3 separate regions of the Mus musculus genome follow, and regions 2 and 3 are each linked to region 1. Evidence: chromatin loops called from intact Hi-C (ENCODE). Cell type or tissue: left cerebral cortex. All regions are shown on one strand.

Region 1 (8,000 bases):
TATATGCATAAAAAGACTAGACTTCAGGATGTTCATTGCTTTGCAAATAAGACCTTTTCAAAGCTCCTGAGTCTTACTGTCATTGAAAGTAGAATTCTCCAAAGAACCAAGTCAAAACCTAAATTTGAACAACAAGTAGATTCCAGGAACTGAGAATAATAACCTGAAATCCTTTCTTAGCTATGATTTGAAGTGATAACATTATTGACATGATACACAATATGAGAATGAGGCTCAGAAGGATGAAATGATTTGCCCATGGTCACATAACCAACAAGTCTTAGAAGTAGAACTTAGTATAAGTAAGTTAGATTTGTAACTCTCTATTTTGATTTTTATTTCATGTTAAAATCTTCTGATCCACTGAATGTGATTTCCTTTCAAATGTTCATAATCGTAATCTTTGATTTGTAATAAGTACATTTGTAGAATTAACTTGTGGTCTATAGAACTATTTATATTATGACATTTATCAGCATTTCTGAGTGTATGTTTAAAATTGTACCCTAGTTACTATCATCATCATCATTCTATGTGTTGTCATTAGCACTGAATATATGGGAGTGAATTAATGGAATGAATCTGCTATTGTTGTTCATCATAAAGCTTATCTAAGCATATAAGTCACTGCAAAAAAAAATGCCTGAGCCAACTCAAAAGAGAAAAAAGATATCTTTGGTTTGTTGTTTCAGAACTTTCAGCCAATGATTGCTTGACCTTGTCGTAGTGAGGTTGTGTTGGGGTAAAACACTATGGTGATAGAGTATATGATACAATAAATGCTCTTTTTATGTGACACATCATGGTAGCCACAAGGAAAACAAAGAATAAGGTACAAGATATAGCCTACAAGGACACACTTCGAGTGACTTAGTTCCTCCAAGTAAAACCAACTTCTTAAAGTTTCTACCACCTTTTACTAGACATTAAATTATGAGCTCATTACTAGGTTAATCCATTGAGAAGTTCAAACTATTTTGATCCAATCATGGTCACCAAACTCTGTCTCTGAACATTGATTGCATTGAGACCCAAACTCCCAATATTTTATGATTTGAGAGTCATTCTGCATCCAATGCATAACACTAGGTAATCATACCAGACTATTCATGAAATGATAACTATGGTTCATGAATCAGAGATTGGGAATATTAAACTTCCTTATAGTAGAAAGAGCTGATAGAATTGTGTAAGTTTGTGGGACCATGAAAGGCAGCCTGTTTTCTGGTCAAGCTAGGTTTAAACCCCGGAGACCAGGAAGATTAATTTGCAAGGGCTGTTTGCCATGCTCCCAGACACTAGACTCCTGACAGGAGGCCCCAGCTCCATAATTCTGTGGCCATCAGTCATGTAGACAAGGAGCCAAGCTCCTGGTATTCTGTCTGGACTCCACCCCCACAGTTATCTGTCATCAGCCAGGTGCCCTCCTCCCTCAGTTACCTGGCAACAGCCAAGTAGGCCCAGCCCACTATAAAAGGAGCTGCTTGCCCCCTCCTTGCTCTCTTGCTCTTACTCTCTTGCTCTTTCTCCTGCTTCCTGCTTGTCTCTCTCCATCTCTCTCCATTCTCCCCCCACCCTGCCTCTCCACGTGGCCATATCTGGCCCCTCTTTCCTTACTCTCTCCTTCTCTCTGCCTTTCTACAATAAATGCCTTAAAACCATGGACTGCCTCATTTCATCAGGATCCACAGCACTGGAGCAGTGAAGCAAGTCTTCCTCTAAAGATCTGCCCATCTAACCTCCAGCCAGGAGGCCCCTTCATTCCTAGCTCCTTCCACCACCACCATGCCACCCGGCCCAGCAAGACAAAGACTCTCCTCCCTGCAAGAACCTGCCAGAGTTCCCTCCTCCTGTGCTTTCCCCCCCAGCCCCTCCTTTGGGCCCACACTCTGTTCTCAGCTTCCTTGACATCTAGGAGCATCTGTGGTGTCCAAGAACTAGGCCCTGCCAAAATCGGCCTCCGTGTAGGCCTTGAGACCCCGAGCCTTACCTGGCAGCAGCATGGGGTCTACACAGTTGGACTTCCCACGTCCTGCCTCACCCAGCAGCCAAGCCCTGGGCTGGACGCTGGACCCCATTTTTATCCCACATAAGTTAAGGTCTTCATGAGGAAAGACTTTTTGAATGTAGTTGAGCATTCTATGAGATTAAACACTACAGCAAGCCCAAGAAGCTCAAACTGATTAAAACGGACAGGCTGTAAAAGGGTCAAGATGAGGAAAAGTGTAAGTATAATCAGATTATGTGGGACTTTTTGAACATATTAAATAATTTTCTTTTTGTACCCAAAGATCAGTGGTGAACCATAGCATTAATTAGAGGTTATGCATAATCAGATTCTAATTTTAATCCTTCATTCTGCTTGGAGCATATTTAAAGAGGTTGTTGGTTCTAGTGGACTAGTAAGGTGCATAACACAACAGCATCAAAATCTCACAACTGGGATTGGAGAAGTTAAGATGAAAAAAAAAAAGGTAGACGACAAATAGAAGACAAATCAATGGAGCTTTGTGAAAACCTCATTGTGGAGGTGCATGAAAAAGACATCTCAGAGAGCGTGCTTTGTCCATTGGTTGGTGACAGTGGAGTAGATACTACAGAAGAAGGTCAGAGGGGATTTTCAAACATGTTTAATCATGGGAGGAATTTAAAGATATATAGAGATATGAAGCAGAAATGATCAAAGAAGCAGATGGATGACTAAGTCATATATATGTTTGTGTGTCTACGTGTGAGTGTGTGTATCTGTAGTTTACAGGAAAAGACTAGGGAAATTATAGTATCATAATATTGTCTAATAGAGATTTCTAATAAGTTCTTCTTACCTAATGACCATGGATTTGGCCCACGGTCATACAATGAACAGCAAGGTTCTGAGTGACCTTTCACCAGCATTTTATATCACTCAGACAATAAGAGTTTCTGAATCTTTCCTGAGATAAAATATATCAAAGTCATACATTCTGCTTACATTCAAAATAAATTCCATGCATTTGTTTTAATAATACTTAAACTTAGGAAAAAAGTGCCTCATTTTAAACACAAACACACAAACAAAAACTCTATGGTGTAGTGTGAGACATCCCTTTATTCCAGTTTTGAATCTGTTCACTTTAAAGATCATCTACACCACACAGAAACTCTAGACCTGATTGTATCTCTGCAGGCCTGATACTCCAGCCAAAATAAGATCAGTTCCCGGAAATATACCTCTTCAGTTAATTCAGTATGGAAAAGGCCGTGTGTACTCATGTGTACATGCGAGTGTGAAGACTTAAGAATATCCCCAAAATAAAGAAGAGATAATAGTAGAAAAAAATGACTGTCCCAAATATAATACTGTAATTATGCTCAAAGTAAAACAAATTTTCACCCCTTCTTTCAAAACAGAGCCAAGTTAATATACTAGAAGGAGTTAAATGGAGTGAGTTGTAAAAGAAACACCCAGATGCTAGCACAGAATTGTGACACTATTATTTGAGATCTGGAAGACGATTTAGAGAGCATCTAGTTTACCCTATTTATTTTACTTCTCAGTTCCTCTCAATTTAGATTCTATACCTTTTAAGTCACAGAAAGAATTCTCATTCAGTTTGCTAATGAATTCTTTATCTACTTTTATCTTACTTGACAAGTCCATGTTTTGTAATACCACTGGTCTTGTTTCACAGTTTTTCTCCTGTGACACAGTGGACTCCAAGATTGTCTCCTATTCTGTCTTTTTGTCATGCATAGCCTCTTTACCTAGCCTGCAGACATTTGGTTTCCTAAAGACTGTATTCTAGTTCTTCATTTCTCCTCGGGTCTACAGTATCATAATTTGGGACCTTCCTGTGTTAAAAAAAAAAAAAATGAAAAGAACTTAGATATTTTTTCCTCTCAGAATCTACTTTTGAAAAAGTATAAAATTTTTGTGACTTTTCTTTGATATTCAAGCCAACCCAAGGATAAGCTTGTCATTTATGGGATAAATTTAACAATAGTAAAGCATTCTCAAATCAAGTCCTGTGGTAGAGTGCCAAGGTGGCTAAGGAGTGATATTTCATGGACAAATGCAAGTTCCTCACCCACTTCATCGTAAGTGCACATTTTCAAGGGAAACTAGTTACTACTGTTAAAATATTTCCCCTTTCTCTTTTTATTAATAGTATTGGTAAATTCATTTGGAGAGAGCAGGTTATGTGATATGCTTTGAACTGAACTCAGGAACTTTCAATCAGTTTTCAGCCAGTGTGGGAAGAGGAAAAATCCACTTAATTATTTGACCCTTATTGGTGATTAACACTCTGTACTGCAATGGTGAGACTAAGCCCCCAGTCTTCACTTTTTCTTGCTCCATTTCTATCATGGAACCCTGTTCAAACCTTAATTCGGGCAGGAAAAGATTGCTACTGCCCCCTGCTGGCTCACTGTCCTTTTCTTTCCCTTTTGGTATTTACTTGCGACTTGAGGATGCCCCAAGATTTTATGCACTGAACAGTAGAACGAACTTTCCCAAGTAGGAAGATAGATCAGTTAGGAACAAGAGGCTAAAATCAAAACAAAACACTCAAGAGCTGAGAAAGGCAGAAGATATTCTAAATTGCTGATCTCCGCGCACCTTTTTTTTTTTTTTTTTTTTTTTTTTTTTTGTACGTGAAAGCTTCTCTATGCCGAGGAAATACACTCTCCACTTCAGCCTTCAGCACAGGACTTCGCTTTTCCTCTAGCTTCCGCTGACTAGATGTTGACTTCCTATATCCCTATTATAATTTCAGTTCCCTGGATCTTGTTCTCTGTTGTCCTAGTTTACTTTTCTGATACTTTTAATCCTCTTTCAGTCTCTTCTGCTTCAAACTCCTTTCCCGCCTACCCACAGGCATTTCTGGGAGCTCGACCCTAGCCTCACCTTTTCCCTCTACACAGACTCTAGCCATAGTTGTTATCGCACTCCTTTCAGTAGCCCCTTACCAAAGAATCAGTCACTCTGCATTTCAACAGCAGGCTCATCTCCTCTCAAAAGCCTCTCTCCGACCCCCGCCCCAAGCTACTGAAAAAGGAAACATGCGCACTTCAGAGCTAGGAGCTGTCCGAGTGCTGAAATTTATAGGCTGGGTAAGATCACGTCTCCGTCTCTTTCTGTAGCTCTCATTCCAGCACAGGATCGCAGCATTTTTTCCCTCTTTCCCCCAAACACTTCAATATACAGAGTCTTTTCTTCTCCCTCATTTGCAACTTCTTTTTAAAAGAGAACATTTCCTAAGGAGAGGGGCTTTGCTGAATAGAAAAGATATAAAACAAAAGCTACAGCAGCCTGACTTCCAGCGTGGCATTGTCACCAGCCCCCTTTGCATGGTGATGCGATTAAGGTAACAGCATTTTTATTATTCAGGAAAAGCAGCTAGGGGATTCATCAGTTCTGAGGCTTTGTCTCTCCTGGGCTAACTGATGGTTCTGAGTCTTGGTTTGACCTGACCATGATGCCCAAGACTGGCACTTTTTGTTTTTTCTCAGCAAACTGTACAACCCCAAATCTCTTTTTGATTTTCAAGGAAACTAGATTCCTGCCAGATTTTGAGTCTGGACAATAAATAGGCACTTTGTCCTAGTCTCCTTTCTGGAATCATTTCGGGATATTTTCCACAACCATCACAGAAACAGGAATGTACCGGCAGCTAGTGAACATTTTGACAGCCTTGTTTGCATTTTTCTTAGGGACAAACCACTTCAGGTAGGTGAAATGATTTTGCATGCTTATATTTTCCACATGAAAACTGTTTGAAAGAGAAAGTATGTAATGATCTGTCTATTTGTTCCCTAAATCCTACTATTCCAATGTCGGAGAGGAGAGTTTGCTTTCTTTTGTTCATTAAAAAAAAAAAAAAAAAAGCTTAATTATGGTGGGAGGGAGGCAAATGTTCACCAAAGCAAGTTTTATGTTATATAGCTGCACTTTATGCATTTTGGCACACATTTTCGCCGTCAATGTGATATTAAGATTAGACTAGTGAGTTGTGTGCTCTTTACATTACTGTGTAAGGTTGATATCTTTAGCTTTCAAATTCTTCTGGAAGTCATTTAAAGGGATTATTGGGTGCAATGTTCCTTTTTTCATATGGTGGAAGTGATTGGATTAATTCCCCAGGAGCACGCTCATTTGATGTAAAATAAATAAGAACGCTGATTCTCAGCCAACTTGGGACTTCTCTTATATCTCACTAACTAAAATTGTACTATGAAGTCTATGATTTAGACATTTTTTTCAAGTAGTAAATATCTTTATGCAACTCTATCCTCTTGTTCGGTCTATTTGAGAATTGATTGCATATCAAAATTTAATTAAAAATGACATCTTTGTACTTATGTCTGTATGAGAAATGGGGTGTGGATAATTAAAACAAGTGAGATGTCATATTTGCATGCTTGTATTCTCTATATAATTTACTAATTGTGAAATCAATTGATACTTCAATCAGTTTTATTGGCAGTGAGTGAAATATCCAGTTAATGACATAGAGTCTAAGACAGGCTAGACATAAAAAAAAATGCTATTAAAACAAAATATAGGTCATTTAATGTTTTAAAAGATTTTATTTTATTTTTTCACAGAACCAGGAGAAATTGAACACATAGAAATAATGCTATGGGTACTGGGAAAAACCCCTATGTTCTTTTCAGGTTTACACCTCTTACTATCATTAAGAAAGATTGTAGGCTGGGTTTTTGTTAGAATCATCACCACCACCATCATCATTATCATCATCAACATCATCATCATCATCATCAGCCTCATTCCAACCACCATCATAGTAAAATAATATTCAATTAATCAGATGAATCTGCATATGGAAATGTGAGTATTTCTGGATGACTAAATCAATTTTTAACTCCCACCAAATGTTCATAACATCTTTGCACTTATAATTAATACCTCTGATTTGAAAAATTGATATGAGTGTTGTATTATCTTAATGGCAGAAGTAACAAATTATTTAAAACACATGCATATATATATATATATATATATATACAGCATATACATATATGTACACACAAACACTTTAGTGACATTCAGTCAACTAGAAATGTATTATGAAAGAATTTATCTTATAAAACAAATATGTGATTTTATATACACTTTATGATTTCTAAAATGGATATAAAAATCTGAGAAATTTTTGATTACCTTTTCCTGTTTTTGATAATGTAAAAGGTCCAATGCCTTAGAAATGATATTCCATTAATGAGCTATTGGAGAATCAGCAATTTACATATTCATATATGAATAAGAACTGAGAAAATAATTCAAGTAACATACTCATTATGGTTCTATTTTAAAATGGTGGTAAAATACCAAGTAAAGGCTCTTTTTTCAGATAACACACTGGAAAAGACTAATGCTGATAGCTGCAATAGAATGGTAGCAAGTGAGAAAATAAGCATGTAATAATTAACTGTATTATTCAGTCCATCTTGTTATTATATATTTCTCATAAATGGTAAAAGATAAGCTTAAAGCTGAAATGTAATGATTTTTATAGCCATGAAGAATTGATATTATGTTATCATGTGAATTTAAATAACTGTGTTCAGTTCTCTGATAATTCTAAAAACAAAAATCCTTTGTACATCCACAAATCTGGAACCTGAATCAATATACATTATCCCACCTTCAACAAAATATAAAGTTCAGCAACTTGGTTGACATTGCTCAGGATTGATTCTTCTCATTCAGTTAAAGTTAACTTTAAAAATTGTTCAAGTTGAGAAGTTGATCAAGACCTCAAATTTTTCTTCTTGTATTAAATATCTTTTGCAAATTGTGGTTCAAATGCTCTGTATTAGTTCTAAGAAAATGAAAGGGTAATTCTTACTAAAAGAGGTAATAATGTGTTTAGGGAAGCTTTCTGCAAAGACCATGACTCCAGGTCTGGAAAACATCCCTCGCAGACCCTATCTCCTTCAGATTTCTTGGATAAATTAATGGGAAGAACATCAGGATATGATGCAAGAATCAGGCC
Region 2 (8,000 bases), 790 kb after region 1:
AAGAGACCTGCCATGAGTTTGGGGTTGGGGGCACTATCCATCAGCATAGCCAGGCTGAATAAAAAAGGAACTAGGAGAAAGTCAATGTCAGTGTTCCTTTTTCTCCGCTCCCCGGTCCACTGAGATGTAAGCCAGCAGCCTCAGGAGTCGAGTGCCTCAGCTGAAAGCTGCTCTCTGTCATGATTTCCCTTCCACAATGGACTGTATCTCCTTAAATCATAATGCAAAGTAAAACTTCCCTCCCTTAAGTTGCTTCTTCTCAGCTATTGAGTCAGAGATGAAAGAAGTCTCTAATACACTATTGTTCCAGTCCTGTAGAAACCAAGAATCTAGCTCTCTACACCTGAAATTCAGACCTATAGGAATGATGAGATAAGCAATTTGTGTTGCATTAATCCAGTAAATGTGTAATAATCTGTTGGGTAGCAGCCTAAGATGATTACAGATGGAAAGAAAACAGCGAACTCAGGAGCAGCAAATGAGTAGTCACTGTTGTCTAAAGTATAGGTAATATCTCTGTCACCCTATCCCATGACAGGGGAATTTTGGTCACTGACAAGGTCAGTCCACAGTGTTCTTGGCTCATAAAAACAAGTTAATATGCAATACCAAGCTTAATCTTCCAAGATGGAGCTGTACTGTATCTACTCGACTCACTGGAAGGCAGGGGTTGACTTGCCCCAAGAGTTACCAAGTTTGGGTTCTCTCAGGCTGAATCATGTGATCCTAGAAAGCGCTGTGTAATGTCTACACCATAACAGTGTTTCTCAGTGTCACAGTGAAACCTATGACTTACAGAGCTGCTTCCCAACCCATGTTCCAGGGACACTAGGAAACTGGAAAGGGTGTTTAGGATCTGTAGAGCAGAGCTCTATAGTTGATTAAAGAAAGGACAGGGCAAAGCATGTGATTGGTAAGAGATTAGGCTTCTGCGAGTTAGCCTGGATTTACCAGCTGCTGAGACGTTTTAGAATCCCCTTAGCCTTTCTGTACCCCTGTTTGTGAAGGGGGGATAAAAGTTTTAAGGTTAATATGAGTCACTAATTCATCATGCCTATCTTTTTGTGAGCCCTGAGAAATAGGAGCTATTTATCAACATGTAATCCTGACATGATCTTATTTTGAACCCTGAAGGCTGGCCTTTAATCATATTGTAAAGCCCCACCCCTGTGCCCAGAATAGACAGCTGAGCACATGTGAGTCCCTTCTTTCGGAACCCTACGTGCCTGTTTATTGACTGACCACTCCAGACTGGTACACGGAGTACCAGACACACGAGCCAAAGCTAGAATTAAAAGGCCATCCTTTTCCTGTCCTTTTCTCTTGCTTTCTTCATTTATCATAACATGAATTATGCTAGCCATGTACACCTACTCCAAAACAAGAAAAATATTGGAAAGCAACAACACACTAGTCTACATAATAGGTTAGACTGCCATCTGAAAACAGATAGAATGCTTACTTGTTTTAAAAGAAGGCATCATGAAACCAAGCTTACATTCTTCATTCTTTAAAGTGGATATCTGAAGGGTTTTAATGCTGTAAACAAAACAAAACAAAACAAAACAAAACAAAACAAAACAAAACAAAACACGTAACCAAAAGCCACTTGGGGAGGAATAGGTTTATTTTGCCTATTGTTTCCATATTACAATTCATCATCAAAGTCAGGGCAGGAACCTGGAGGCTCCTAGTGTATAGGCCATGGAGGTGTGCTGCTTAATAGCTTGTTCATCATAGTTTGCTGTTTTCTTATAGAACTCAAGATCACCAGCCCAGAGCTTGGCATGGAAGGTGAGCTGGGCACAGGCTTAAGGCGTTTTTCTCAATTGAAGTTGCTTCCTCTCCAGTGACTTTCGTTTATGTCAAGTTGCCATAAACCTAGCCAGGACAGTGGGGAGGGGTGTTTAAGTGTCATTTATACAGCTTTGATGATATAACTGCTTGCACTGCATTGGTTAACAAAGCATTCATAGATGTACACCACTAGTAAATGCAATCACATCCATATTCATAAAGGTGGCTCGTTTAAAGAAGGACTTCTTTCTACCGCTAAGTGAAGTGCTTTTACATTTCCCTAAATTGCGACAAGGGGCATTGTGCTGACATTTTTGGGACAATGACCATTTGCTGTATGGATTTATGACTTGCTTAATTGTAATATTCTTCTAGTAATTCTGTTAGTTTTGGATTACGATAGAAAGGGTTTATCAGAAACATTTTACATGAGACACCAGGCTACTGTTTGTGTGTGTGTGTGTGTGTGTGTGTGTGTGTGTGTGTGTGTGTGTATGTGTGTACCCTGTTCATGTTTATATGTTTAGTATGTATGCATGAACATTTGTCCCTTTCTGTGTGGAGACGAAAGGTCAACACTAAGTGTCCTCCTCCCTCGAATGCTCCTCCCCTTCTTTTCCTTTGAGACAGGATCTCTTCCTAAACCTGCCTGCAATTTGCCATTTTGGCTAGATTGCCTTTGCCCCTGCTCCAAGTAGGTGGAAAAGTGTGCGTTGCTGTGCCCGACTATTGCATGGGTTCCGGGGATCATCCTGGGTACTTGGTTGCCATGCCTACACTTTCTGGGCCAATTTCCTAGCCCTAAACTGATGTTTTCTGAAAAACACTAGCAAAATTGCTCACGGCTCCTGCCCCTTGGCAAAAGGCTGACTACAATGTAAGAGCTAGGAAACCGTATCTGTTGTTAGACTATGCCAATCTCATTAACTTTTCCTCCTTAGTGTCTAGAATAGTGACTGCCACCGACAAAGCCACTCACTAAATAATCCCTGAATAAACAAACTCAGTGACTGAATGGAACGGAATAAACTAGAAAAATGCAGGAATGCCTCTGTTCATTAGCTATCTATAAATTCTGAGTAGAGAAAAGATAGTCCAGTTAAAAGCCAGACAGACTGGGGGGTAAGGGGGGTTTTTATTCAAACTAGAAATATATGGGTTATAGAACCAAAGAAAGAAACCATTGTCGGTAGAATCTATTATCACAAAGTTTTCATTCCCAAATGGAAATTTCCAGAGGCTCTGTTGTAAACCATTTTGTGACTGGACATTTATGAGTAGCAAGGCTTTTGCTTTAGGAAGTATGTGCCAATAGCGCCATCTTCTGGAATAACTTGTGATTTTTAGAAGCGTATTCTAGGCATTTTCTTTTTTTTTTCTTTTTTGTTTTTCTTATTAGATATTTTCTTTATATACATTTCAAATGCTATCCCAAAAGTTTCCTATACCCTCCCCCCCCCGCCCTGCTCCCCTACCCACCCACTCCCACTTCTTGGCCCTGGCATTCCCCTGTACTGGGGCATATAAAGTTTGAAATACCAAGGGGCCTCTCTTCCCAGTGATGGCCGAATAGGCCATCTTCTGCTACATACATAACCATCTAGAGACACGAGCTCTGGGGATACTGGTTAGTTCATATTGTTGTTCCACCTATAGGATTGCACACCCCTTCAGCTCCTTATGGCTTGCTCTAGCTTCTCCACTGGGGGCCGGTGTTCCATCTTATAGATGACTGTGAGCATCTACTTCTGTATTTGCCAGGCACTGGCATAGCCTCATACCAGGGTCCCTTCAGCAAAATCTTGCTGGCATATGCAATAGTGTCTGGGTTTGGTGGCTGATTGTGGGATGGATCCCCAGGTGGGGTAGTCTCTGGATAGTCCATCCTTTCGTCTTAGCTCCAAACTTGGTCTCTGTAACTCCTTTCATGGGTATTTTGTTCCATATAGCAAGTTAAATTAAGAAGCACCAGAAAATTATAACGGATATATCTTTCAAGATCATGTAGACCATATGTAATCTCATATGTAACGATTTCCCTTAAATGACTGCAATATTTTCTTTATAATGATATTAATGGAACCTCAAAATTCATCTCTCAAAACAAGAACTACAACCATCCACACTAGGTTTTGTGTAAATCTGAAATGGAAAAGCAGTTAAAATCCATTAACTATCTCAGGAACCCTGTCTAATAGAAATTTCTGCAACTATATCTTGGTCATACAACACAGTGGCCACTTCACCTGAATGGTTAGAAACACTTACTTCATGGCCGGTGACACTAAGGTGAAGTTTCCATTTTCCTTGGCTTTAACTGATTCTGTTTTGTTTTAATTTGCCATATATATGTATTTCAGGGTCTCTCAACCTAGGCACCATTTGCATGTTGACTAGATAATGCTTTGTTATGGGTGAGAGGCTATCCTGTGAACCATATGACAACCAGCTAGATGCCAAATCGTACACAGTTGAGAATACCCAGTAGTACAAATCTTAGTAAAAACAACTAAAACTGTTTGCAGCCATTGTCAATATTTGAGTATGAGGGAATGGGAGAGTGATGAAAATCACCCACAGTTGCAAGCTCTGAAGAGCAGCTACTATACTGCCCAGCAGAGTTCTAGAATATACTTACTACGCATATGGGATTTGAGGTGGAAAATAAACGTGCTTCTACATCTAATGCAGCCAGTTGTGCCATAAAGGAGAAAAGGTTAAGAGCACAGATACAAACAAAGAAACACTGTCCTCCTTCATCTCCTGTTCCATGTCATGGAGATGCCAAGACCATAACAACAGAAAATTCTGTCTTAGCTGAAACTGTCCAGGCTAACAGCAGACAATTTACGTTTGCATCTGGCTCCTCTGTCCTTGATCTCAGTAATTGGATATATTGATCAGTCTGAGCTTCAGTGTATCACCTGGCAAAGGTAGTAAATAGTACCACCTGGGCAGTTAGCTGTGAAGGCTCAATTAGACGATGCATAAAGTGTTCCTTGCTTGGTGATTGGCATGTAGGACATGTTCAAGACCAATAGCTATTTTTAGACAGTCACGTTTAAGCAGAGGACAACCAGTCTTCACACTCTCTAACCAATACTATGAAGTACCCTGTGTGCTCTTTTTAAAATAAGGGTCTTACTAGAAAAAATAAAATCAAAAGAAACCACTCGTCTACCATTATAAACCTTCATTTATTTGAAACTCCAGTGGTAAGAGTTTCAACACTGTTTTTCAGTTGCTTGCGAATCCAGTCCCTCCACAATTAGAGGTGTAAAAGGAAGCGCTTCAGGTCTTCCGGGAGGAGGAGCTCAGAAATCTTATGATGCTGCCGAATGCCAAAGCATTTCCGGATTCTCAGGCGGCATAGCTGCCTCAAAGACTGGGGTCCTGGAGGAAGAACATGGGACAAGTCATGCTTGTTTTGCTAATCTAGGACGACCTTTTTCAATCATACATTATATATCACATTCTTATACAGATACACTAAACACTTTAAGTCCATGTTTCCTTGGTTTTCTTTTTCATTTTTTACTTCTGTTTTTGAGATTATAATATAATTACATCAATTCCCTCTTCCCTTCCTTTCTTCCCAACATTCCTGTATGCCCTTTCTTTCAAATAAATTCATGATCTCTTTTTACATTGTTATGTGCATAGATGAGGGAGGCATTTTTTAGTCCATGATCTCTCTTTTCCTATATTTAACTGAAGTAAGATCATTAGATATTTTCAGATACTTTTATCTATATGTATGTGTATACATGATAGTATGAGCACATGCTTGAGGGCACCCATGGAGGCCAGCAGAGAGCATAGCATCACCTATGTTAAAGATGGTTGTAAGCTGCCAGATGTGGGTGCTGGGAACAGAACCCCAGTCCTCTGCAAATGCAGGAGTCACTCATAAATTGCTCAGCCATCTCCATCCCTGGTTGGGTTTTAGTTTAGGACAGACTAAAAACTATCTAAAAGTTAGCCACCTCACTAATAGAGGTTTAAAGAAACTAACGTGGGAATTAACAACTATACAACAGTTTCAATCATAAAAAGTAAAATTCCTATTTCATGGTGTTGTCGTTTACCTTAAAATTAAACCATACTTCTAGATGCAAGTATGTTTATAATATTAGCAAGTTAAAAATATTCAAATATGCTTAGCTCAAAGTAAATCATAAGTTCATGTAGTTAAATTGTGTTTACTTTTCTATTCTGTACTCTAAGCTTTCCCAAACTTTAGCTCATTTGTGAAAAAGTGAACTAATATAAATATGCACAGGGAACAGCCAAGAGCTTGCATTTTAGAGTGATAGTTCTCAACAAGCTGGGTAGGAAAAAAGAAAAGGAAGGTATTTTCTCCCTAGGGGACATTACTCAACATCTCGAGGCACTTTTTGATTAGCATTACTTGAGGAAAATATTAGCACTAGTTGCTAGCATCTGCACACAGCACAGCTCCTAACTCCAGCTATCAATGGCACCAAGGTTTCGAATCCCTATTACACTACAAAAGGTAAGGTATAATCACCATCCCCACCCCACTCTTTGCACCAAATTAAAATGGAAATTCTTCTTTGGTATTTTTTTAACAGAAAACTGTATAGTCATAATAAATTTTATAAAACAATAGCTCTCAATCCATGGTGAAATTTAGATTTGTCTGGAGCTGAAGAAGTTTATATGAAGCTGCGTCCCACTCCAGAAACATTGGTTCAATTATTGTTGGTGTGTGCCTGTGCATCTGGATTTTTTTTAAAGCATGGGCCCCAGGTTATTTTCTTATGAAGTCAGGCTTGAGACTGCAGTTGAAATGATACTGTGGCTTCTACTGTCCTGTAGCCTTTCCATGAGCTACAGGTAAACTTAGTTTTGGATCTCTCGGGTGATGGGGAACAAGAACTGAAGATGAATAGAGTCAAAGGAGTGTGTGTAAGCTCTAGATGGAGCGCTAACAGCACGTTCCAAAAGGGACTGGTTGCAAGTGAAGGCAACATCAGATTATGTTCAAGGCACAGGTCAGCAAACTTCACAGCACACACTTTGAGAGAAATGGAAGTTAACCTAACTTCACTAAGGAGTGTTAGAGGATATGACTAATTAGGGGCAACTGTAGGTAGCCCTCAAAATGATAAATGAAGAAGAGGACTTCAGAGCAAGCTTGGTGGGAGTCATTGCATGTTCTCCATCTGTGCCATGAGAAAACATGCTTTAGATGCCAAGCACGGGAGGGGTGGGGAATAATATTTTTGAAATTCTTCCTTTTAGCTTCCAGAAAAAGGGAGATCTCCACCATTCCTAACTTCCATGCCAAGCCCAACTCAGAACACAGTTAAGTTCCAGCTAAGACTCCCAAGTTCCCATACCCTTGAAGAAAGACAGCAATTTAATTAAGTTGCCTCCCTGAGCACAGAGCACCAGGTAAGCTGAATCATCAAAGAAACCCAGGGACAGAAGTTTATGTGTTCTATCTGCAGGTCTTTTTTTTTTTTTTTTTGCTTGCTTGCCTAGGACCATTTCTTGTGGGCTATTGGACTGCTAAGAAATGCCTCGCCCAAATCCTAAAAGTGACCAAGCCAGGCATGGTGGGGCATATCTTTAATACTAACAGTCATGCAAAGGCAGAGGGATCTCTGTGACTTCAAGGCTAGCCTGATCTACGTAGCAAGTTTCTGGATAACCAGCACTAGGCACAGAGACCCTGCCTCAAAAAAGAAAGAAAGAAAGAAGGAAGGAAGGAAGGAAGGAAGGAAGGAAGGAAGGAAGGAAGGAAAGAAAGAAAGAAACAAAGAAAGAAAGAAACAAAGAAAGAAAGAAAACAAAGAAAAAGAAAAAGAAAAAGAAAAAAGGAAGGAAGGAAGGAAGGAAGGAAGGAAGGAAGGAAGGAAGGAAGGAAGGAAGGAAGGAAGAAAGGAAAAAAATACCAGTGAAGACAATCTGAAAATCTTATAACATCATACGAAAACGATATATTCACCACACTATGTGAATTTGCTAGACCCTGAGGCACAGTTGCCTCTGTATATTACATTCCCAATAAAAATATTAAAACTGGTATTTTAGAACTATGTTAGTATAAAGATGAATATAATTCTGGTTAGGTTTTATTCATCCTTCTTCTGTTTTAATGTGAACTGAAATATTTCTGTGGGCCCTGAGGAACTGTAAGAGAAGGTAGCTCTATGTGTATAACATAGAAATTT
Region 3 (8,000 bases), 820 kb before region 1:
GAAACCAAGTATAAGTAAAAAAGGCCGTTAACAAGTTTTAAATATCAAACTGTTAATCCAGGCATACTTCTACACACTTGTCATCCACTTCCATACAGTTATCAGGCATCTACCGTACATAAGGCCAGACACCGTGTCTGTTGATTCAACTGCAAGGGATTGGGTGTTAAGGAGAAAGAAGTCTAATCTTGAGGCAGAACAGAAAATGGTGCATTGCCTAAGGATTGTCAAACTGAACAGTTCTCTAGAGCTCAGCTTTATTTTAGTTTTCCTTTTAGAATGTAGAGCTAATCCCTAAACCCAAAGAAGGCTGGGAAGGTCCTGGGGGCAATGGATACTTGAGGGAAGTGTGTGGAACTGAAGTTTAAGTGAAACTGCTGTGTTGAAGCCCCAGAAGATGAGCAAATTTATCTCCCTTGGCCATTTTGCTGTGGTCCCTGAAAGATGACAGGCATGTGTTTACAGAACTGTCTTCCCTTGGAAATTCCTTATGTTTTATTAGAAAAATACAAGTAACTTAGCCCCAAGCCCAGATATTAGGCATGGTTGGTGAGGGGCCTGGGGATCTACTTATTTTCTTTCCCTTTCTCTTTCTTTCCTTTCCAGTTCTCCCCCCTCCTCTCCCCCTCCCTCCCTCCCTCCATCCCTTCCTCCCTCCCTCCTCCTTCTTTTCCAAAGTTTCCCTGGGCGGTGCTTATGCAAGTCAGGTTTTGGCATCTTTATACCACCATCTTGTGTTTAAGGTTTGGGCCTGGCCCTTCAGAATGTGGGGATCCTTTGGGGGGATGTCAACAATGTTCAAGTCCTACTGACTGAGCTCTTGTCCTTCAGTGGAACTGGATATCCAAAGCTTCCCAGGAGAGTTCAGGGCAGGCACATAGGGATCATCTGGCTTCCAGTGTTTACATCTTACTATCAAAGTTGCAAAGGAAGAAATGTTGGCAGTTTGAATGCCAGAAGCTGAGCTTGTTACAGCTCAGTTAATAGAGTGCTTGTCTAGCATGTGGGAAGCTCTGGATTCAACCCCAACCCCATATACACAGGGTCTGGTGAACCACACTTTTCATTCCCAACACTCAGGGGAAACAGAAGTTCAAGGTTATCCTTCCTTAAAAAGCAAATTCATCATTAGCTGGGAATATGGAAGACCTCCTCTCATCAAGAAAAGAGTGCTGCATCCTTGTCACAGTCGTGCTTTAGCATTCAGCGGAGAGGACAGGAGAGCAGGGAACAAGCACTTTTTAAAAGACTTGCTGCTTCTAGAAAGTTTGTCAAGCAGCTGGTGCCTTGATTATGGAATGAAGCTTTTGGTTGTCTAAACAGGTCTCCAGAGTGAATAGAATCATGGCTGAGAACTCAGATAGTTCTTCACCTGCACCGGGTACCCGTACTAGAAAGAAGTTGCTTTCTCATGGACAGCACAAAAAAAAAATCCAAAAACCAAAACAAAACAAAACAAAATCAAACAGACAAACAAACAAACAAAAAAACAAAACAAAACAAAAAAAAAAAACCCCACGAAACAACATCGCCTGCTTTGTTCACGGTCTTTTTGCTCCAAACAATGCCGTGCATTTTTCTCTTTTATAAATGGCACAGCAGATGGCAGTCCAACATAAAAAAGAACGAGAGGAGCACACCACCACTTTCTAATGGTGACACACGAGCAAGAGCTAGCAGGATGTGGGGATCGCCTGAGCGATGAGAAAGAACCACTGCCTAACGAAACTCTCAGGCTTGCCAGAAGGGTCCTCCATCTGTGATGTCCAGAACAATGCCCTCAGCCATATCGCCTCTCGAGGCCTCGAAATATGGTGCCTGAGACTGAAGAAGTGAAAAAAAAATGTGTGTGTTTACTAAAATGTGCAGAGTATAACTGAAAGGAGAAGAAGAAAAAAACAAAACAACAACATGGAATAATCAAGACAGCAAGCTACACCGATTCAGTTGAAAGCAGCCATTCACAGGCAGAGACAACCACAAGAAAGTAAGCCCCTAGAGGAGTTTTCATAAAATGGGGTTCCACACCCTGCTCATTTAGATCTAAAAGGAAGGGTTATCACCATCAATACTTGTATTTTCTGGAAACTGGAGCTAGTGCCTACCTGAAGGGCTGTTAAGATGAAATGAGGCGATGCTCACAAAGCGCTTGTGCAGAGCGCTGCGTGATAATTGACAGCTGAATGCTACTTTTCGGTTTTTAAAGTGAATGTACTATTCTTCCAGTCTTCTTGGTAAGACTAAGGGAATCAGTATGCAGAGCTCTTGGGTCACAGGAAGTGTAGTTCTCAAATGTCATGCTTGTTCCTTCTGAGGAAAGAGGGATTTTCTTCCTCATCTTTGCTAGTGACATTATTTTACATTGCAGACCCAGACAGGCCCCAGAGATTTACTGGAAAAAGATGAGGTCTTTCTTTCTGTCCCGTCTCTCCATTGCATACGTGTTGCTTTTCGAAAACTGTATTGTGGCAGTCTAGCACTTATTTTAGGCTGTTATCTGATGTCCAGGTTTGTCTTTCATCTTAATCCACAGCTATCTCTCAGGTTTTTCACTCAGTCTACATGGATACATTGCGTCACATAGCTGAGCCCAACTTTTATCTCTTTTCATCAATGTAGATGTCATCTTTACCACATCACTTGCCCCTGGCATTTCCAGCTGGGTTATTCTTTTCTAATTTTTTATTAGTATTACTTTCTAAATGCAATGCATTTTGTAGCAAGCACACTCTGTCTTTGGCTGAAATATGTCACTTTCAAGCCCCCCCTTTTTATCTTTCTTATTTAGCCTTGCCTTGTTACTGAGTGAATATTTGTGGATCATGCTTGTGCATAAGAGTCAATTATTTCTGAAAACATGGAGGAAATGTCTAGAATTTCTGGGTTTTGACTACAGCTTCTGAAAAACTCAAATAGTACAGACTATCTTGTGGCCACCTGACAGATGTCTGATTTTCATCGTGGATTATGCTATAACTTAAAATTTTAAGGTTTGATTTAAAAGCATTGCATTCACTCTTAAACAAACCACAGGTACCACCTCATTTGCCATCCAGCTATTTTACCTCTAGGTGGTGGTGGTTGTGTGCTTTGGTCCAGCAATAAGTGGGGAATTACCTAAATGCATGCTGTTTGAAATAAACATGTCTTGTATCTCTCGCAATATATGCTTTTGATTAAAAGAGGTTAGTATGACATGACACAATCAATCAATTTTATTTCTTGGGTTTTCAGCTAGTTCTTCAATTCACGTTAAGGAGAACTGTGGTGGAATGTTTTGTAGATTCTGACGCTGAGTAGTTACTGATCTGAGGCTCCGAGAATTTCGTGTTTTGCAGTATGCTTAGCTTTTTAATGTGGGGGCGCAGGTGTCCTGAGGAAAGACAATTGCAGCTCCACTTCTGGAACTCAATAGTGGAATGAGAAGCCAGGCAAATCTGTGTCCCACAGACGATGACTAAAGGGGAGTCTCATTTTGTAGTCATATAATTTCAGCTGTTGACTCTCCATGGTGAATAATAAACAAAGCCATAAAGTGTGAGGAGACATTTCCTTTTCTAGGAGATGGAACTGCTTAGAAAAATCCCAGAACTAAAAATACCTCACAAAACTCTGAATATAAATTCCTGTCAGATCTGATAACGAATACTTCGAATCTTTATCTACTCTAAATGGTTAGAGTTGCCAAAGAGTATATTAGGAGAAACATTCTGAGTAGTCTCTGAATAGAGAGGGTGTTTATCAGTTAGTGATATATATGAAGAATTCCTCCATAGAGTTACAACATCGTGTCAAGCTCTTCTCTTTTACTGTGTTTGTAAATCACAGAGTGTGCTGGAAATATTGAGTAATGGTGAGCTGTGATATGTGGTAAAGAGTTACCATTAGTGTCAATTTTTGTCTTTCCCTAGAGCTCCTGCAAAGAAAATACTAGTGGGTAAAGGGATGCCTTCTGAGGAATGGGGACATGCCTGAAAGCTGCTTTTTGCTATCTGAGGAGGGGCTCTGTAGGTGAAGGTTGGGAGATTGCTTAATGTACAGCCAGGAGAGAGAAATCACACGCACTCTCAGTGGAATAGCGTGTGAAATCCCACATTTTCACAAAAGCCACTTAGTCTTACTTTGGTGCTCCCAACCAGACTGTCATCTTAATTGAGTAAGAAAACGAAAAAGCTAAGGATGTTAGCGATTTCCATGCTTCAGCCGCGAATATAATGAGAAGTTTATTTGAGAAGTTATGCTTGACCTGAAAACTTATATTGTAGAAGAAGAAAATCCTAATTACACAGGAGCATGTTGAAGCTAAATTGGTACATGGACAGAGCAAGTTTCCAAGCCACTTGCATAGATGAAATCCAGTTTTAGTTACTGTGAAATAGTTTATTTAGACCAGTCTTACTTCTTATAAACATAAATTATAAATTCTTGACATAATATTGATAGTGAAGAGATACATATTAATAACTTTTCCATCTGCAGTGACAAAATACCTGACTGTCTTAGTTAGGGTTTTATTGCTGTGAAGAGACACCCTTGAGCACAGCAATGTTTATAAAGGAAAACGTTTAATTGGAACTGGCTTACAATTTCAGAGGTCTAGTCAATTATCATCATGGCAGGAAACATGGCAGTGTGCAGACAGACATGGTGCTGGAGAAGGAGCTGAGAACTCTATGTCTTGATCCACAGGCAACAGGGAGAAACTGTGTGTCATGCTGGGGTGTGTGTGTGTGGCACATAGCTTGAGCACCTAAGACCCCAAATCCCCACCTCCATAGTGACAAACTTCCTGTAAAAAGGCCACACCTCCTAATAATGCCACTCCCTATGGGTCATGCATTCAAGCCCATGTCTATGCATGGAGAGTCTACGGAAGCAATACTATTCAAACTGTATTGACAAAAGAAACTTATGAGGAGTCTACTTTATCTTTTAGTTTGAGGGTGGAGTCCACCAGGGTAGGGAAAGCATTGCAATAGGAGCAGGAAATGGCTGGCCACATTTTGTCTGCACTTAGGAGGCAAAGAGAAGACTGGAAGCAGACCTCAGCTATAAAATCTCAAGATCAGCCCCCTTCCTCCTGAGTCAGTGTCTCCAGAAAGATGCCACCTCCTCAAGTTTCCAGACTCTTCCACAAAGAGTACAAATAGGGACCAAGTATTCAAACACATGAGTTGACAGTTGAACTGTGGGGGACAGTGCACATTCAAACCATGATAAGGCAAAGGGGTGACAAAAGAAGGCAGAAATTGGATTTGACTCTTGAGAGACAGTGGCTGCATCGGGGAAAAGCCAAATACACACAGCTTTCTCCTGAAGGCATTCTTCAGTCAAGGCTAAAACTCAATCTGAAAGCTGATGTCATATTGGCTAGGGGTGTCAGAGGATCAAGTTAGGAGATTCAAGAGTTGCTGGAATTTGGTACAATCCTAAAAGGAGTCACTAGGGAAGCTGCATGTAATCTCCCATTAAATCCAATATAAACACCATATGAATGCATACAAATATGCATGCAATCTCCACTTAACTCTTATGCAGAACCCCTCTTTGAGCCTGCACCAAAGAAAATCTAAGAATATAAAAAAAGAATACCAGGAGACAGACATACAGAGAGAGAGAGAGAGAAAGAGAGAGAGAGAGAGAGAGAGAGAGAGAGAGAGAGAGAGAGAATAATTTTTGACATTAGTAAGCACTTGGGGATTTCCTTTGAAACAGCAGAGAAAGCTACTCTGCTTTATAAGACTGGGGTTAGCCTTGAGACTAAGGATGAAACAGATCCACACTGACAAAGTGTAAAATCAAGCCTTCACAAGTTCAAGGTTATAAGCTAGTCATTTATGTATCTGTTAAAACAAAGCCCAATAATATTTCACGGAGGATAAGAGAATGCAAAATCTTTAAAGCATACCATCCACAGAGTCCAATATAGAATAGAAAATTCCATCTATCCACAAAAACAGAAATGTCCAGAAAGGTGGCTAAGTAGGTAAAAATGCTTGCTTCACAAACCTAATGACCCAAATTTGATTCCTGGAACCCAAATATAAAAGTCAGATACAATAAGTCAAGATGAGAGGTAGATATGAGAGACTTTATGGACGCTTACAAGCCAGCTTGGTTGGAGTACATAGCCCCAGGGACTGAAACAGTGTCGGAGACTCTCCTTCCAAACAAGATGGAAGGAAAGCACCAATTCCCAACTAGTGGTTTTCTGACTTCCACACATGTCCAACTAGTGGTTTTCTGCATACACACACACACACACTTAATAGATTTTTTTTAAAATGTAGAAACATATGACCTGAAGCAGGAAAGAAAGTAGTGAATAGAAACAGACTTGAGTTCACAAACAGGAACTCTGTAAACTATTACTAGCCATGCCCAAGAACCTAAAGGAAGAATTATAACAAATAAAAAGATGAGGAACAGAAGTATAGAAAGACAGACTACAAAAGAAATCACATAAGAATCTAAAGCTGTGAATTATAAGGAGAGAAGTAACTATTTACTGAATAGCTTTAACAGCAGCTTGGAACAGGGAAACAAAAGGATGGAGGAATTTTCAAGACACCTCAGTAGAAATTATTCAAACACAATGACTAGGGAAGAAAAGAAGTTGAAATACATACGAACAGCTCTCACTGATGGGTGGGACGATATAAAGTGACCTTGCATATGTGTAATTGGTGTTTAAGATCAGAGAGAGAAAGGGAGAAATGAAAAAAGAATTTGAAGAGCTAATGGCTACAAGTTTCCCAGCGGTGAAGTTCATAAATTTGTGAGTGTAGGAAACGAAGTCAACATCCAACAGGAAAAATGCAGTGAAGAACACAGGTAGCCACAGCCTGGTCAAAGGTACAGGAAATCTTCAAAGCAACTGATGAGGAGAGGGATACATGAGAAAACATCATGAAGGATGACTTCCCAACAGAAATAAGACCTAGAGGCAATGGAATGCCATTTTCTTGTTTTCATGTATATGTGTATATCCTTCTTTGCATGTGTATGGGCATATGTGGGTTTGTGGGTACATGTGTGTTTGTATGTATGTGGAGCCTTGAGTTTGATGCTAAAAACCACACTCAATTGCTATTCTACCTTATTGAGTGAGGAAGGGTCTCTCAAACAAATCCAGAGTTTGTTTCCCTAGCCAGTTTGCTTTGGGGGTCCCCAGTATTTACCTTTGGGGACTGGAATTACAGGCTAGTCACCATGCATTTGGCATTCATCTGGGTTCTGGACATTGGAATTGCAGTCTACTTTCATAGCAAGCCCTTAACCACTAAACCACCTCCTCAGCCCTGTCTTATCATTTTTGTGGGTAAGGAACACTATAATTAGGCTGCCCTCAAACTCAAAAATTATCCTAACTCAGTCTCCTAACGGCAGGAATCAGAGATGTGTGCCGCCATGCTTAGCTTGGAATGACAATTTTAAAGCACTGAAAGGAAAAAAAAAAAAAAGCAAAATCCTATACGTGATAAAAACCAACAAACTGAATAATTTCAAATGGACATCAACATTTACATCAAGAGAATATGTTTCTTTAAATTTAAGACTAAAATTAAAACTGTTTTAAGATGAACAGAATAGATTTGTTTCAGAAGAGCTTTCAAAGAAATGAAAAGATATTGGATGACATCTGAAATACAAGAGAAAGTAAAAGCCCTGGGAATGATAAACTCAGAATTTTAGTTCAAGTGTCCATAAGTGTGTGGGTTTATTTCTGAGTCTTCAATTATATTCCATTGATTGACCTGCCTGTCTCTATACCAATACCATGAAGTTTTTTTTTTTTTTAATCACTACTGCTCTGCAGTACAGTTTGAGGTCAGGGATGGTGATTCTCTTGGACGTTCTTTTATTGTTAAGAATTGTTTTTGCTATCCTGTTGTCTTAGTCAGGGTTTCTATTCCTGCCCAAACATCATGACCAAGAAACAAGTTGGGGAGGAAAGGGTTTATTCGGCTTACACTTCCATATTGCTGTTCATCACCAAG

Evidence for each region. Hi-C counts contacts between places; a loop is a spot of excess contacts. Peaks named below come from ENCODE experiments on the same cell type or tissue, not always from the same donor. Only the 100,000 strongest peaks of a DNase experiment are listed, where the experiment ranks them.
Region 2: a loop joins it to region 1, with 5 times the contacts of the local background. A loop is called at or near these places in 3 of 42 quality-filtered maps.
Region 3: it touches region 1 in a loop (20-fold over the local background); 7 of 42 quality-filtered maps call a loop at or near these places.

The regions. Positions count from the first base shown.
Region 1 is chrX:165,324,512-165,332,511 of GRCm38, reverse strand. Glra2 (glycine receptor, alpha 2 subunit) reads left to right here and starts at 5,119. Exons shown (of 9, transcript NM_183427.5): 1 at 5,119-5,710; 2 at 7,878-8,000. The coding sequence starts at 5,643. In left cerebral cortex, a CTCF peak has its summit at 4,408 (motif pointing left); DNase peaks (open chromatin) are centred at 4,420, 4,896 and 5,016; H3K4me3 peaks cover 1,766 bases.
Region 2 is chrX:164,536,730-164,544,729 of GRCm38, reverse strand. Asb9 (ankyrin repeat and SOCS box-containing 9) reads right to left here. Exons shown (of 8, transcript NM_027027.2): 8 at 4,978-5,190. The coding sequence ends at 5,066. Among named protein-coding and RNA genes, the nearest start is that of Asb9, 43 kb to the right of the region's middle. In left cerebral cortex, a CTCF peak has its summit at 3,118 (motif pointing left); DNase peaks (open chromatin) are centred at 2,598, 2,809 and 3,103.
Region 3 is chrX:166,141,313-166,149,312 of GRCm38, reverse strand. No RefSeq gene overlaps it. Among named protein-coding and RNA genes, the nearest start is that of Gemin8, 25 kb to the left of the region's middle. In left cerebral cortex, CTCF peaks have their summits at 1,601 (motif pointing right) and 3,063 (motif pointing right); a DNase peak (open chromatin) is centred at 1,641.